2 separate regions of the Homo sapiens genome follow, and region 1 is linked to region 2. A link is a loop called in an ENCODE intact Hi-C map of the cell type or tissue named here. Cell type or tissue: GM12878. All regions are shown on one strand. Links, peaks and the distances in the headings refer to the core of each region. The heading gives the core; the rest is flanking DNA.

What was found. Hi-C counts contacts between places; a loop is a spot of excess contacts. Peaks named below come from ENCODE experiments on the same cell type or tissue, not always from the same donor. Only the 100,000 strongest peaks of a DNase experiment are listed, where the experiment ranks them.
Region 1: it touches region 2 in a loop (3-fold over the local background); 5 of 110 quality-filtered maps call a loop at or near these places.

What each region holds. Positions count from the first base shown.
Region 1 is chr12:51,249,646-51,257,983 of GRCh38, reverse strand. The region is part of intron 2 of SMAGP (small cell adhesion glycoprotein); the gene reads left to right. Among named protein-coding and RNA genes, the nearest start is that of DAZAP2, 15 kb to the right of the region's middle. In GM12878, for the core only: a CTCF peak has its summit at 5,287; no DNase peak of the experiment used is centred there.
Region 2 is chr12:50,821,611-50,829,948 of GRCh38, reverse strand. No RefSeq gene overlaps it. Among named protein-coding and RNA genes, the nearest start is that of TMPRSS12, 17 kb to the left of the region's middle. In GM12878, for the core only: a CTCF peak has its summit at 4,403 (motif pointing left); a DNase peak (open chromatin) is centred at 4,398.

The sequences.
Region 1 (8,338 bases), core at 301-8,300, 430 kb before region 2:
ATGGAGGTCTCACTATGTTGCTCTCAGCCTGATCTCAAACTCCTGACCTCAAGCGATCCTCCCACATTGGACTCTCAAAGTGCTGGGATTATAGGTGCAAACCACTGGGCCCAGTTAAGATCTTACTTTAGAATGGGTAGGCTGGGCACAGTGGCTCACACCTGTAATCCCAGCACTTTGAGAGGCCAAGACAGGCAGATCACCTGAGGTCAGGAGTTCGAGACCAGCCTGGCCAACAGGGTGAAACCCCATCTCTACTAAAAATGCAAAAATTAGCCAAGTGTAGTGGTGGGTACCTGTAATCCCAGGTACTCGGGAGACTAAGGCAAGAGAATCATTATAACCTGGGAGGAGGAGGTTACAGTGACCCAAGGTGGCACCACTGCACTCCAGCCTGGGTGACAGAGCAAGACTGTCTCAAAAAAAAAAAATGTATACAAAGGTCTCACTATGTTGCCCAGGCTTGTCTTGAACTCCTGGCCCTGGCCCCAAACAATTCTCCCCACTCGGCCTCTCAAAGTGCTGGGATTATAGGCACAAGCCACTGGGCCCAGTTAAGATCCTATTTTCTTGAGCAAATTAAAGTTATCAGAAGAGAACTGCCAAAGGCTCGCACCCTCACCATCAACCTGCCACCTGCATTTGTGCCCATATACTCTGCTTTTCCTCCTATTCCAATGGCACTGTCTCTGCTGCTGTCTGCAGCCAGCCCCCCAGCCCCTCTGTGCTCTAGATCTCATCCCTTCAAGGACTCTTGTGCATCATCAATTGTGCCTCTCATCTGGGTCATTCTCATCTGTATGCAAACATGCTGGCATTTCTCCCATCAGAAAAACAAACAAATTTGAACTCCCTTTCCCCTCCAGTCACAGCCTTTCTCTACTCACCTTTACAGAGAAATTTTGTGTAAGCATTTATTTATATTCTGCCTTCAGTTCCTCTCCTTCCATTTCTTCCTTGAACCCACCCTAAATTACGGGTTTGTATCCAGCACTTCACCAAAACTTCTCTTGTAAAGGTCGTTTATGATCTCTGCATGGCAAAAGCTGTTTGGCTGCTACTCCCCAGTCTCCTTGGGCTCAGTCTTGGGTTCTCTTTATCTGCACTTACTCCTGGGTGATCTCACCCAGTCTATGGTCTTAAATATCTAATGACTTTTCAACCTCTAGTACCATATATAAGAATATATATATATATCTTTTTTTGGGTGGGGGGGAGGTTTTGTTTGTTTGTGTTTTTTTTGTTTGTTTGTTTGTTTGTTTTGAGACGGAGTTTCGCTCTCATTGCCCAGGCTGGAGTGCAATGGCACGATCTCAGCTCGCCGCAACCTCCGCCTCCTGGGTTCAAGCGATTCTCCTGCCTCAGCCTCCCGAGTAGCTGGGATTACAGGCATGCGCCACCACCCCGGCTAATTTTGTATTTTTAGTAGAGATGGGGTTTCTCCATGTTGGTCAGGCTGGTCTTGAACTGCTGACCTCAGGTGATCCGCCTGCCTCTGCCTCCCAAATTGCTGGGATTACTGGCGTGAGCCACCGCGCCCGGCTTGTTTGTGTTTTTTTAAATAGAGCTGAGGTCCCACTATGTTGCCCAGGCTGCTCTTGAACTCCTGAGGTCAAGTGATCCTCTGGCCTCAGCCTCCCAAAGTGCTAAGATTACAGGCGTGAGCCACCGCACCTGGCCTCCAAATTCTAATCTTCATATCTGAACTTTGATATCTAGTAAGCAATCATGTTTCTTCCAAATTTGTTCCCCCTGCAGGCTTACCCCTCTCACATAACTCCATGCCTTCACCCTTGACTCCACCCCACATCCAATCCTGTCCGTCTTTGCTTCAGATTATATTCAGAATCTCACCACTTTCTCACTGAGCTGCTGCAAAAGCAATCAATGCTGTCGTGGAAATTAGAAAAAGGGGTTGGGCACGGTAGCTCACACCTGTAATGCCAGCACTTTGGGAGGCCAAGGTGGGCAGATCACTTGAGGTTAGGAGTTCAAGACCAGCCTGGCCAACATGGTGAAACCCCGTCTCTACTAAAAATACAAAATTAGCCAGGCATGGTGGTGCATGCCTGTAATCCCAGCTACTTGGGAGTCTGAGGCAGGAAAATTGCGTGAACCCGGGAGGCGGAGGCTGCAATAAGCTGAGATCACACCACTGTATTCCAGCCTGGACAACAGAGCAAGACCCTGTCTCAAAAAAAAGAAAGAAAAAGAAAAAGGCACACCTTTTGGCAGATGCAACTGTGCACTTGTGCAGGGTACACCCTGCTTCTGCACGTGTGCCACCTTCCCACAGCCTATTGTCCACACTGTAGTCAGAGGGATCCTTTCAAATCAATCCCTGTTTCAATCATGTATTGCTGCTGGAAGGTCTGCTAGACTAGAAGGGCCAAAATGGTCTCCCTCACATGTCTGGCAGTCAGCTGAGCCTGGGGTGCTTGGTTTTCCTCCATATGGCCTCTCATCCTCTAGCAGGCAGGATTGGGGTTCCTCTCAACATGGTGGTCTCAGGGTTTCACAAGTGTGGTCTTTGGAAATCAGGCCCCACCTCAGATCTCCTGAATCAGAATCTGCATTTTAACGAGATCTGTAGGAGATTGTTATGCACAAGAAAGTTTGAGAAGCATTGCTTTAAAACACAAACCTAGGCCAGGCACAGTGGCACATGCCTGTAATCCCAACACTTTGGGAGGCCAAGGAGGGAGAACCATTTGAGCCCAGGAGTTTTGAGACGAGCCTGGGCAACATAGCAAGACCCCGTCTCTCCAAAAAATAACAAAATTAGCCAGGCGTGTTGGTGCACGCTTGTATTCCCAGCTACTCCAGAGGCTGAGGCAGGAGGATCGCTTGAGCCTGGGAGGTGGAGGCTGCAGTGAGCCATGATCATACCATGGCACTCCAGCCTGGAGGACAGACTGAGGCCCTGTCTCAAAAATAAGTAAGTGAATAAATAATAAAAAAAATCTGATCAGTCTCTGCCCAAAAACCTGTAAAAGCTTCCCACCTCACTCCCTGAAAAAGCCCTTACCTTGGCCTACAAGGCCTGTGTTGTACAGGCCTCCTTGACTTTCTCTGCTCCTCCTCTCCCCGTTACTCCCACTCAGGGGCCTCCATACTGTGCATTTAACAGGCCAAGCATGCCTGGCCCCGGGGTGTTTTTCAGTGCTGTGGACAGCCCTCCCATGAACTTGCTGTCCCCTCTGCCTGGAATGTTCCTCAATCAGCTCTTTGCATGACTGCCTCCCTTACCTTCTTTAGGTCTTCACTCAAGTCACCTCATCAGTAAAGCTTCCCCTGACAACCTTCTCTAAAACCACAACTCCAACCACATCCCAGCTTTCCATCCTCTTTTCTGCTTATTTTTCTACATAGCGCTAATTAACGTCTAATATAGCATATCTTTTACTTATTTAATTATTTATTTTTACTTTTTTTTTTAGATGGAGTCTCTCTCTGTCACCCAGGTTGGAGTGCAGTGGTGCAATCTCGGCTCACTGCAGCCTCCGCCTCCTGGGTTCAAGTGATTCTCCTGCCTCAGCCTCCTGAGTAGCTGGGACTACAGGCATACGCCACCACACCCAGCTAATTTTTGTATTTTTAGTAGAGACGGGGTTTTGCCATGTTGGTCAGGCTGGTGCCAAACTCCTGACCTCATGATCCACCCGCCTCGGCCTCCCAAAGTGCTGGGATTACAGGCATGAGCCACCGCGCCCGGCCTTATTTTATTTATTGTCTGTCTTCCCCCTCTAAAAATGTAAATTATATAAACAGAGGGTTTTTTAATTGTGGTAAAATTATACATAACATAAAATTGACCATTTTAACCATTTTCAAGTGTACAGTCCAGCAGTATTAAGTACATTCATGTTGTTATACCTTCACCAACACCACTATGCATCTCCAGAACTTTTTCATCCTCCCAAACTAAAACTCTATACTCATTAAACATTAACTCCCCATTTTCCCCTTCTCCAGCCCCTTACAATCTCCTGTAGTACTTTCTGTCTTATGAATTTGATTGCTCTAAGCACATCATATAAGTGGAATCATACAATGTTTGTCCTCTTTTTTTTTGTTTGAGACAGAGTCTCGCTCTTTCGCCTGGGCTGGAGTGCAGTGGCATGATCTTGGCTCACTGCAACCTCTACCTCCCGGGTTCAAGTGATTCTCCTGCCTTGGCCTCCCAAGTAGCTGGGATTACAGGCACCTGCCACCACGTCCGGCTAATTTTTGTATTTTTAGTAGAGACGGGGTTTTACCACGTTGGCCAGGCTGGAATGTTTGTCCTTTTGTGCCTGGCTTATTTCACTTAGTGTCATGTCCTCAAGGTTCATCCATGTTGTAGTATATGTCTGAATTCCTTCCTTTTTTGTTTTTTGTTTTTTTTTAGAATTTCCTTCCTCTTTAAGGGTATGTATATACCACATTTTGTTTATCCATTTATCTACTGTTGGACATTTGGGTTATTTCACCTTTTATTTAGCTATTGCATAATGCTCCTATGAACATGATATACAAGTATCAGTTGAAGTCCATTCATTTCTTTTGGGTATATACCTAGAAGTGGGATTGCGGGATCATACCCACCCAGCAATGAGATTGCTGGGTAATTCTGTTTAATCCTGGCAGGAACTTTAAAGGTAAGGGTTTTTGCCTGTGTTGTTCACTGATAGAAGCCCAGAGCCTGGCACAGAGTACACACTCAGTAAATTCTTGTTGAACTAACTGTTTAATTTCCCTGTCTAGGAACCTGGAATCTCAGTCTAAGAAGGCTGTGCAGCTTATCTGACCCAGCTTGCTCTCAGTAGTCCCATTCTGACTTCTAATGCTTGCTGTTTCGAGTTCAAAGCCCCCCAAACAGGCCGTAATAGTGTGTTCTAGAACTTTGCTGGGGAGTCACATCAAGCTCACCATTGCTTTATGGACTCCACCTTCCTTCCATGGCCCCTTCAGGTTCCCGACCCCTTTCTCTTTCTCAGAAGCTCCTATGTCACCAACAGAAATCCCATTTACAAGTTCTTGCAGTGCCTTTGGCTGTCATATCTGGTCCCTTTTAGATTAGTCTGGTGCTTGCTGGGTTTCTTTGCTTCTCTTGAGCTCACTTCCCCCATGTCCCCAAAGGCTCCACTGCTCCTTAGTGCAAAAAAATGATTCTCTTTGATAGGAAACAGAGGTGAAAAGGCCTGAGGGAATTCTGCTTTCTCTGTTACCTCCAACCTGACCCCTCAGGCCCAAAGAAGCCTAGCTTTTTCTTTGTTCTTGTTGCAAATATAATGCTTTTTAAATTGTCCTTCGGGGGGCGATGTGGCTCACGCCTGTAATCCCAACACTTTGGGAGGCTGAGGAGGGCGGATCACCTGAGGTCAGGAGTCTGAGACCAGCCTGGCCAACATGGCAAAACTGTCTCTACTAAAAAATACAAAAATTAGCCGGGTGTGGTGGCACATGCCTGTAATTCCAGCTACTTGGGAGGCTGAGGCAGGAGAATTGCTTGAACCCAGGGGGCGGAGGTTGCAGTGAGCCGAGATGAAGCCACTGCACTCCAGCCTGGGTGACACAGTGAGACTTGGCCTCAAAAATAATAATAATAGGCCGGGCACAGTGGCTCATACCTGTAATCCCAGCACTTTGGGAGGCCGAGGCGGGCAGATCACGAGGTCAGGAGATCAAGACCATCCTGGCTAATATGGTGAAACCCCGTCTCTACTAAAAAATACAAAAAATTAGCCGGGCGTGGTGACATGCGCCTGTAGTCCCAGCTACTCGGGAGGCTGAGGCAGGAGAATCGCTAGAACCTGGGAGACAGAGGTTGCAGTGAGCCAACATCGCGCCACTGCACTCCAGCCTGGGTGACAGAGCGAGACTCTGTCTGGAAAAAAAAAAAAAAATCTGATGTAGAGTCTGCCTTCTTGTCATCGTTTAAATATTGAGGTAAATTTCTTTGCACCTTTCTTCATCTGCACTTTCTGCTTCACCAGATGGCTTCATATAAGTGGAAACTGACCAATAGCTGCATCGCAGCAAGGCATTCTGTAGAATTTTTTTCTTAAGGTCTTCCTGTATGGCTAAAATATTCTCTAGTTGTGAGAAAGCTTGCTTCTGATCATGTTAAACATTAAAGCTAAAGAGGGTGGGGAGTCCTCTGAACCTCTTTTGGTTCTAGGGGCTGCTCAATTTAAAAAAATTAAAGAATAGATAACTGAAAATAAACTAAAAATAAAGAAGTCACATATAAACCAACATGACTTCTGCATTACACTGACATCGTTCCCTTAAGTTACCTATCACCAGTGAGCCAGTTCATGTTAAAGAAGCACTTTGTAGCACAACTGTCTGTATTTAATTGTGATCATCTGGTTTCCTCCCACCTTTATTCTTTTTTTTTTTTTTTCTGAAACAGGGTCTCACTCTGTCACCCAGACTAGAGTACAGTGGCACAATCACAGCTCACTGCAGCCTGGACCTCCTGGGCTCCAGTGATCCTCTCACCTCAAGTTTACCGAGTAGCTGGGACTACAGGTGTGTGCCACCATGTCTGGCTAACTTTTTTTTTTTTTTTTTTTTTGTAGAGATGGGAGTCTGGCTATGTTGCCCAGGCTGGTCTCCAACTCCTGGGCTCAAGCGATCCACCTGCCTTGGCCTCCCAAGGTGCTGGAATTACAGGCGTGAGCCACTGCACCCAGCCTCCTCCATATATTATTTTTAAAAAACAAATAGAGATGGTGTCTTGCTATATTGTCCAGATTAGTCTCAAACTCCTGGCCTCAAGCAATCCTCCTGCCTCCGCCTCCCAAAGTGTTGGGATTACAGGCGTGAGCTACCACACTAAACCTAATGTACAAAGTAAGTTACTGTTGATGATTGAACACAAATTACTCATCTTCAAGCTTCTGATATACATTAATCTTCTCAATGCTTTGTACATCCTAAATTCTCAAAATGTTTAAAGAAAGCAAAACTAGGAACAACTGTATAGAACTCTAGATCCATGGTAGGAAGATGGATTGCAGCCCTGGGCGATTTGGGGAGGAAAGTGCATGGTGAAATGTGTGAAGTCATGACCAGGTAGATAAACTTCAGGGCTTCCCTTTGATGGGAGTCACAGTGTTGTATAACCTAATCTCAGAAGTTACATGCCATCATTTTTGCCATCATCTGTTAAAAGCAAGTCACCAGGTTCAACCCATATACCAGAGGAGAGGCATGCTCAAAGATGTCAATACCAGGAGGCAGAAATCATTGTGAGCCATCTTAGAAGCTGTACACCACACTCCCATTTCACAAATCAAGAAACTGAGGTACTGCCAGGTGTGGTGGCACACGCTTATAATCCCAGCATTTTGGGAGGCCAAGGCAGGAAGATTGCTTGAGGTCAGGAGGTTGAGGCCGCAGTGAGCCAAGATTGCACCATTGCACTCCAGCCTGAGCAACATAGTGAGATCCTTGTCTCAACAACAACAACAAAAAAAAAACAAAAAAAAAACACAACAACAACAACAACCAGGTTCAGAGAGGTTTAGTAACTTCCTCAAGGTCACCTAGTAATATGCTTAGGCAGGATTCAAACCCAGAGCAACTCTCCCTTTAATTAATTTATTTTTTTGAGACAGGGTCTCATTACTCTGTTGCCCAACAATTCAGTAATGCAGTGCTGGCTCATTGCAGGCTTAACCCCCTGGGCTCAAGCAATCTTCCCACTTCAGCCTCATGAGTATCTGGGACTACAGGCGCATATTACCACACCTGGCTAATTTTTACATTTTTTTTTTTTTTTTTTTTGTAGACAGAGTCTTACTGTGTTGCCCAGGCTGGTCTCAAACTCCTGGCCTCAAGCGATCTTCCCACCTTGGTCTCCCAAAGTGCTGGGATTACAGGCATGAGCCACCATGCCTGGCCCTTTTAATCACTAAGCATATTAACAAAGTCACCTTAAATAATATTTAAGTAGTAGCTACTATATGATGTTTACATGTTCTCTCATTTAATCTTCATAATAGAACTGCAATGTTGGTTAATATAGTTCCTGTGGGTAACAGATGAGAATGGATGAATGAATCCATATGTATAGGCGAGGCACAGTGGCTCACACCTGTAATCCCAGCACTTTGGGAGGCCGAGGCAGGTGGATCACTCGAGGCCAGGAGTTCGAGACCAGCCTGGCCAACATGGTGAAACCCTGTCTCTACTGAAAATACAAAAATTAACTGGGCATGGTGGCACACACCTGTAATCCCAGCTACTCAGGAGGCTGAGGCAGAAGAATCGCTTGAGCCAGGAGGTGGAAGTTGCAGTGAGCCGAGATTGCGCCACTGCACTCCAGCCTGGGCAATGGAGCAAG
Region 2 (8,338 bases), core at 91-8,090:
ATACGAAAACATTAGCTGGGTGTGGTGACACGTGCCTGTAGTCTCAGCTACTTGGGAGGCTGAGGTAGGAGGAACGCTTGAGGCTGGGGAGGTTGAGGCTGCAGTGAGCTGTGATGGCACCACTGCACTCCAGCCTGAGTGACAGCGTGAGACCCTGTCTCAAAGATCTAAATAAATGGAGAGAGGCACAGAGCAAGATGGCAGAATAGAAGCCTAAACTGTTCATCTCCCATCCACTGGAGCACCAAATTTAACAACTAACTGCACACAGAAAAGCACTGTCACAAGAAATAAAAATTGGGTGAGCAGTCACAGTACCTGGTTTTAACTTCGCATTGCCAAAAGAGGCATTAGGAGGGCAGGAGAGACAATCTTGAGTCTAACACCCCTCCAGAGTCCCCTGGCAGTGGCCTTGCAGCGCACAGAGAGCATCTGTGTGCTTTGGGGAGTGACAGTGACTTTACACTGAACTCAGTGCTGACCTGTGAGAGTGGAACCAGTGCCCATGCATAGAGGGGGCATTTGGACCAGCCCTAGCCGGGGCTAGGAAAAATTGCCCATCCCAGCAGTTGGAATTTGAGTTTCACAGCAAGCCTCACCACCGCGGGCTGTAGTGCTCTGGAGTCCCAGGTATACTTGAAAGGCAGTCTAGGACACAAGGACTGCAATTCCTAGGCAACCCCTAGTGCTAGGCTGGGCTTAGAGACAGTGAACTAGGGTGGCACATGACCTCAGGTGACACCAGCTGGCACAGCTAAGGGAGGGCTAGCACCATCCCTCCCCCAGCCCCAGGCAGTACATCTCATAGCAACGAAAGTGAGTCCTTCCTTTGTTTAAGGAGAGGAGAGCGGAGAGTAAAGAGGACTTTGTCTTGCATCTTGGATACCAGCTCAGTCACAGAAGGGTAGGGCACTGGGCAGAGTCATGAGGCCTCCATTTAGGCCTGAGCTCCCAGACAACATTTCTAGACACACCCTGAGCCAAAAGGGAACCTGCTGCCTTGAAGAGAAGGATCCAATCTTGGCAGGATTTATCACCTGCTGACTAAAGAAACATGCTGGCTTCAAGGGAGACCCAGCACATTCCCAGCTGTGGTGGCTATGGTGAAAGACTCCTTGTGTTTGAGAAAAGTAGAGGGGAAAGCAAAGGGGACTTTTTCTTGCACCCGAGGTACCAGCTCGGCCACAGTAGGCTAGAGCAACAAGCAAGCTCTTGGGGTTCCCTGAATCCGGGGCTAGGCTCTTGGATAGCATTTCTGGACCTGTCCTGGGCCAGAGGGGGACCCACTGCCCTGAAGGGTGAGTCCCAGACCTGGCAGCATTGACCACAAGCTGATAGAAGAGCCCTTGGGCTTTAAGCAAACATCGGCAGTGGCCTGGCAGAACCACCCATGGGCCAGTGGTGGTGGTGGCCACAGGGAGAGGCTCCGTTGCCTGTGGAAAATGGAGGGAAGAGTGGGAAGGACTTTGTATTGTGGTTTGAGTACCAGCTTAGCCACAGTAGAATAGGACATCAGGTAAATTGCTAAAGTTTTTGACTCCAATCCCTGGCTCCCAGACAGCATCTCTGGACATGCCTGGGCTTAGGGAAACTTGCCACCTTGAAGGGAAGGGCCTTGGGCAAAGCCCAATGCTGTGCTGGCATCAGGTCTGACCCAGTGCAGTTCCAGTGGTGGTGGTCACAGAGGTGCTTGCATCACCACAGCCCCAGTTCCAGATGCCTCAGCACAGAGAGACAGACTCTGTGTGTTTGGGAGAAAGTAAGGGAGGAGAACAAGAGTCTGCCTGGTAATCCAGAGAATTCTTCTGGATCTTATCGAAGACTACCAAGGCGGTACCTCTGTAAGCCTACAAAAACCACGGCGTTATTGTGCTTGGGGTCCAAGTCCCTTCAAATATCTAGAAAGCCTTACCAAGAAGGAAGGGCACAAACAAGCCCAGACTGTGAAGACTACAATAAATACCTAACTCTTCAATGCCCAGATAGCAAAGAACATCTACAAGCATCAACACCATCCAGGAACACATGACCTCACCAAATAAACTAAATAAATGGAGAGAGAGAGATTGTGTTCATGGGAAACACTCAATATTGTTAAGATACCAGTTCTTCCCAAATTGTACATAGGTTTAAAGCAATTCTAATCAAAATCCCAGCAGGCTTTTTTTTTGTGAATATAGACAAGCTGATTCTAAAATTTATATAAAAAGACAAAGGAACTAGAATAGCCAAGATAATTTTTTTAAAAACAACAAAATTTAAAGAACTTACATAACTGGACTTCAAGACTTTTTATGAAGCTCCAGTAATCAAGATAGTATGATTTTGTTGAAAGGATAAACACATATAAATCGGCGGGATATGGTCTCTGTGAAACCAATCCTTTGAAAATTATTTGTTGAGACTTACTTTATTGTCCAATATGTGGTATGTTTTCATAAACACTCGTGTTTGAAAAGAACTATCTGAAGTTGTGTAGTGTATTCTGCCTCGAATTTCACTGATTATAGGTGCACACAGATCACATTTAAACATCTCTGGAATCAGCATGCATCTTACCACAATGACAATGGCATAGTTTACTTGGCAGTGGTTTTTCTTTCTTAGTGGTATTTAAAATAATAGTGTGCCTTACAATCAGTGGTGCCTTACAATTGATGAAATTCAGTATATCTATTAGGTCAAGTTTACTCATTGTTCAACTCCCCATCTTAGCTGATATTTTCCTGCCTTTTATATCAATTATAAGAGAGCTATGTTAAAAATCTACTAAGATTGTAGTTTTAAAAAAATTTCTCATATTTATTTTGCTTAACATCCAGGTCCTGTATTAGGTGTGCTGAAGTTTAGATGTGTTTTATCTTCTAGGTTAATTGAATCTTTTATTTTTATTTTTAAATTTTTTTTTTTGAGGCAGTTTCACTCTTGTCCAGGCTGGAATGCAATGGCATTATCTTGGCTCACTGCAACCTCTGCCTCCTGGGTTCAAGCAATTCTCCTGTCTCAGCCTCCTGAGTAGCTGGGATTATAGGCATATGCCACCATGCCTGCCTAATTTTTGTATTTTTTATTTATTTATTGTTTTAGTAGAGATGGGGTTTCATTATATTGGTCAGGCTGATCTCGAACTCCTGACCTCAGGTGATCCGCCCACCTCGGCCTCCCAAAGTGCTATGATTACAGGTGTGAGCCATGACGCCAGACCTGAGTCTTTTATTTTTTTTAGTGGCTGATTTTGTCCCAAGTAATTATTTTTGCTTTAAAGTCTATCTTGTTCAATATAGTTATGCCAGCTTGCTTTTGGCTAATATTTGGTATAACTTTTTCCATGTTTTTACTTAAAGTACCAAGTCTTCAGCCCTGCTGTTTCCTTATATTTTAGATTTACCTCTTATAAGTACCATATAGTTAGATATTATTTCCTAATTCAACCTGACAATCTTTGTCATTTAACTAAAATGCCCAGTTTGTTTACATTTATTATGATTATTGATACATATGGATTGATTTCTACCATCTTATTTTGGGCTGTTTGTCCCACCTGTTTCTTTCTTTTTCTCTCCTTTCTTGTCTTTTGGATTGATGAGTGTTTTTACTGGGTATAGAATTCTAGGTGTTTGTGCACAATGATAAAGTGAAAAGTTGAGGGCCCTTTTGTTCTCTTTTGTCATCTCCAGAAGCAGAGTTTGAGCTTGTGAAAAACCATGGTTCATATGTATTTGGCATCCTTCACCTACCACAATACTTAGTACATAGTTAATTCATAGGAATTCCATTTATTTTGATTATCTTTGACTACAGCTGGCAAGATGTGGCCTTTTCCTTTTAAAAAATTTATTGCTAAGAACTCTAAGGCAGTTTTTGTTTAAATGTTTTGTAAACTTAGCCTATGTTATTTGCAGCTTTTCTGAATTAAAAAAAAAAATTGGCAAGCCTTTTCCCCAGATGCGGCATTAAATTCTAAGAGCTGTCAGTTGGGCAAAACTTTGATCATTTTGTTCCAAAATTAATTATTAAATCACCATACCTACGTTCCTCACTAAATTTCCTCTGGTCTACTTGATCGTTCATTTATGGAATGATACAGTATTAAGGTACCATTTATAAACTTCTAAAAAAAATACTGCAATCCAGCATGCATTATTTATGGATCTGTGTAAATATTAAAACAGGGACTGGGCTGGGCATGGTGGCTCATGCCTCTAATCTCAGCACTTTGGGAGGCCAAGGTAGGTGGACTGCTTGAGCTCACTAGTTCAAGGTCAACCTGGGCAACATGGCAAGACCATGTTTCAAAAAAAAAAAAAAAAAAAACAGGAAAGAAAAAAAGTAATTTTGGAGTTAGAGCTGTGTAAATCAGTGTGTAAAACTTCTGTGATTTTAAAATGGAGGGTTGCCATCTAGTGGACACATTTAAATAAAACCTTTAAAGTCTTTCATAATAGGTTATGACGCAATGGAATAAAGTTTTTCAGACTCTTCCACACCACACGTAAGAAAGAAGGTATATTCTGATAGTTAAAACAACTTTGGAGTTTATCAGACCTAGGTATGAACCCTGGTTTTCTTATTTACTGTGTAACCTTGGGCAAAGTTTCAAACCTGTCTGTACCTTAGTGAGTTTGAACTCAGACCTTCATTGATTTAACAAAGTTCCCAACTTACAATGGTTCAACTTACAATTTTTTGACTTTATGATGGTGTGAAAACGATACTCATTCATTAGGAAACACGCTTCAAATTTTGATCTTTTCCTGGGCTGGTGATATTCAGTATAATACTCTGGCAATGCTGGGCAGTGGCAGAGAGCCGCAGCTCCCAGTCAGCCATGTGATCAAGAGGGTTAACAACTGTTACTCTGCAGTCTACTGTGTTGCCAGATGATTTACCTATAGGGTAATCTAAGCATTCTGAGCACGTCTAAGGTAGGCCAGGCTAAGCTATGATGTTTGCTAGGTTAGGTGTATTAAATGAATTTTTAATTTACAATACTTTCAACTTACCATGGGTTTATCAGGATATAACTCCATCATTAACAGTAGAGGAGGTCAGGCGTGCACACCTGTAATCCCAGCACTTTGGGAGACCAAGGCGGGTGGGTCACCTGAGGTCACGAGTTCGAGAACAGCCTGACCAAGGTGAAACCCCATCTCTACTAAAAATACAAAAATTAGCCAGGCGTGGTGGCACGTGCCTGTAATCCCAGCTACTCCGGAGGCTGAGGCAGGAGAATCATTTGAACCCGGGAGGCGGAGGTTGCAGTGAGCTGAGATCACGCCATTGCACTCCAGCCTGGGCAACAAGAGCAAAGCTCCGTCTCAAATAAACAACAGCAACAACAACAACAAAAACCACAAACAATAAAACAGTAAAGGAGCATCTGCATTATGAAGCCCTCCAGTGAACTAGATTAGACTGTGGGGATGGTTTCCTAGACTGTGGGGAGATAGCAGAGCACAAAATTAGACAGTCTCCTCCTAGAGTTTAATAAGGGTTGTGTTAGGGGTACTGGGGAGGGACTACTATTAATATTTTAGAGTGGGCAGTTAGAAATTGGGTTTAAATCTTAGATCCCTTAATAATGCTTATATAACCTTAGGCAAATACCAGTCTCAAGGATGACATTAAGACCTAAGTTCAACACGAGCTGTAACACGGCTTCGTTCATCACTTTTTTCCTAGTAATGCTTGGAATAGAAAAGGCCTTCGATAAGTATCTGCTGAATGTATGAATGGCACTACTTTAGCATTACCTGAACACATTTCCTGGCGCCTAAGCACTCAATAAATTTTAGTATTAAGGAAATTACATGACTATGTATATTATGTACATAGGGAACCTTGGACTTAAAACAATTTTAGATTGATACATAATTTACCAGTTAAAAATTGTTATATACACTTACTGAAGGCAGCAAACTGCTGCATGTAACCCTATCAATATTGAGGGAAGGCCAGGCACAGTGGCTGACGCCTGTATTCCCAGCCAAGATCGCCTGAGGTCAGGAGGTCGAGACTAGCCTGGCCAACATGGCAGAACCGTCTCTAATAAAAATACAAAAATTAGACAGGCATGGTTGCGCACGTCTGTAATCCCAGATACTCGAGAGGCTGAGGCAGGAGAATCGCTTGAACTCGGGAGGCAGAGATTACAGTGAGCCAAGATCGTGCCACTGCACTTCAGCCTGGGCGACAGAGTGAGACTCCACCTCAAAAAAAGAAAATATATATATATTTATATATATATTATATAATTTAATTATATATTTTTATTATATATATAATTAAAATATATATTATATATAATATAATATATATTATATATAATATAATATAGATTATATATATAAAATCTATATTATATATAATATAGATTATATAATATAGATTATATAATCTATATTATATATAATAGATTATATATATAAAAATATACATATATTTATATATTTCCTCTATATAGAGAGAGGAAAAGGATCTCAACCACGCAATGGCAGAGAGATACGGTCTCTAATGCCTACCTATGTCTGCTACAAAAAAATTTACACCAATAAAGGGAGATGGTTATCAGAATCTCTCTCTCAAAAGTGGGAGGAGGGGATGGCAGGCACAGTGGCTCATGCCTATAATCCCAGCACTTTGGGAGGCCGAGGTGGGTGGATCACTTGAGGCCAGGAGTTCGAGACTAGCCTGGCCAACATGAGAAACCTCACCTCTACTAAAAACTACAAAAATTAGCCGGGTGTGGTGGCACAGGCCTATAAACCCCAGCTACTCGGGAGGCTGAGGCACGAGAATCACTTAAGCCTGGGAGATGGAGGTTGCAGTGAGCCAAGATTGCACCACTGCACTCCAGTCTGGGCAACAGAGCAGAGCAAGACTGTGTCTCCAGAAGAAAAAAAAAAAAGTGGGAGGAGGGGGTGTTAAATGGCCTAAACCTCCTCCAAATGACTGTCCCTCAAAAATTCCTGCCAAACTCTCCTAGAACAGCCTTCTGAATTCTACTACCTTGAGGTATGCGTTCCTTCACTTTTATAGTAAAACAAACAGTACTTATTAAAAACAGGCCAGGCGAGGTGGCTCACACCTGTAATCACAGCACTTTGGGAGGCCAAGGTGGGCGGATCACTTGAGGTCAGGAGTTCGAGATCAGCCTGGCCAACATGATGAAGCCCCGCCTCTACTAAAAATACAAAAATTAGCTTGGCGTGGTGACGCACGCCTGTAATCCCAGCTACTTGGGAGGCTGAGGCAGAATTGCTTGAACCCAGGAGGCGGAGGTTGCAGTGAGCCAAGAGTGGGACACTGCACTCCAGCCTGGGTGATAGAGCGAGACTCTGTCTCAAAAAAACAACAAACAAACGACAAAAAAACTCTACTTTGTACAACAGAGTAAATAATGTAATGATTATTATGATTAGGTTTTGATGTACTTCGTAAAGCTATGAAATAATTTTTGTTTTACTATAACCTGTGATTTTTCCTTTAAAGTAGCTGTCAAGCCCTTAGTCTAATTCACTTTTTATCAGCTTTATAGCATCTTTTGTGGGAATTTGAACTGCCATCATGACAACTCATTATATAATTCCAAGCCATAATACACATTTTTTGAGACATGGTCTTGCTCTGTCATCTAGGCTGGTGTGCAGTTGTGCAATCACAGCTCACAGTAGCCTTGACCTCCTGGGCTTAAGCTATCCTCCTACCTCAGCCTCCCGAGTAGCTGAGACTACAGGTTCCTGCCACCTTGCCCAGCTAATTTTTGCACATTTTGTAGAGGCAGGGTTTCACCATGTTGCCCATGCTGGTCCCAAACTCCTGGTGCCACACAATCCCAATGCCTCAGCCTCCCAAAGTGCTGGGACTACAGGTGTGAGCCACCCGCCTGGCCTAATACACATTTTTATATCACTACTGTGACCTCATATTTTAATTGGAGAATGCAGGTTTAACCTAGTAGTTGCAATATAATAATTGCTGAATGAATAAATACAGTAAGAATTCCAAAATGCTAACAAATGCCCATTCTTCCTGCTCTGTTCAATATTAAAGGAATATCTTATATGCCCTATATGTGTTTGTGGACAATAATCTATTTCTATCAATATAATATATAAATGAGTAAATTGATAAGTAAAATAGCAAGTTGAACTAAGGAAATAATTTGATTAGTCTTTTGCATTTTGGAAGTCTAATTTCATGTTTGGACTATAATCACTTAAAAATTTGATAAGCCCCACATTGGATTCCAATTAGAAAAACACCCAGGAAAATAATTTGTTATGCATTTATGGAACCATTAATGGTTTGCCCTGACCTGTTTCATACAGCTAGAGTA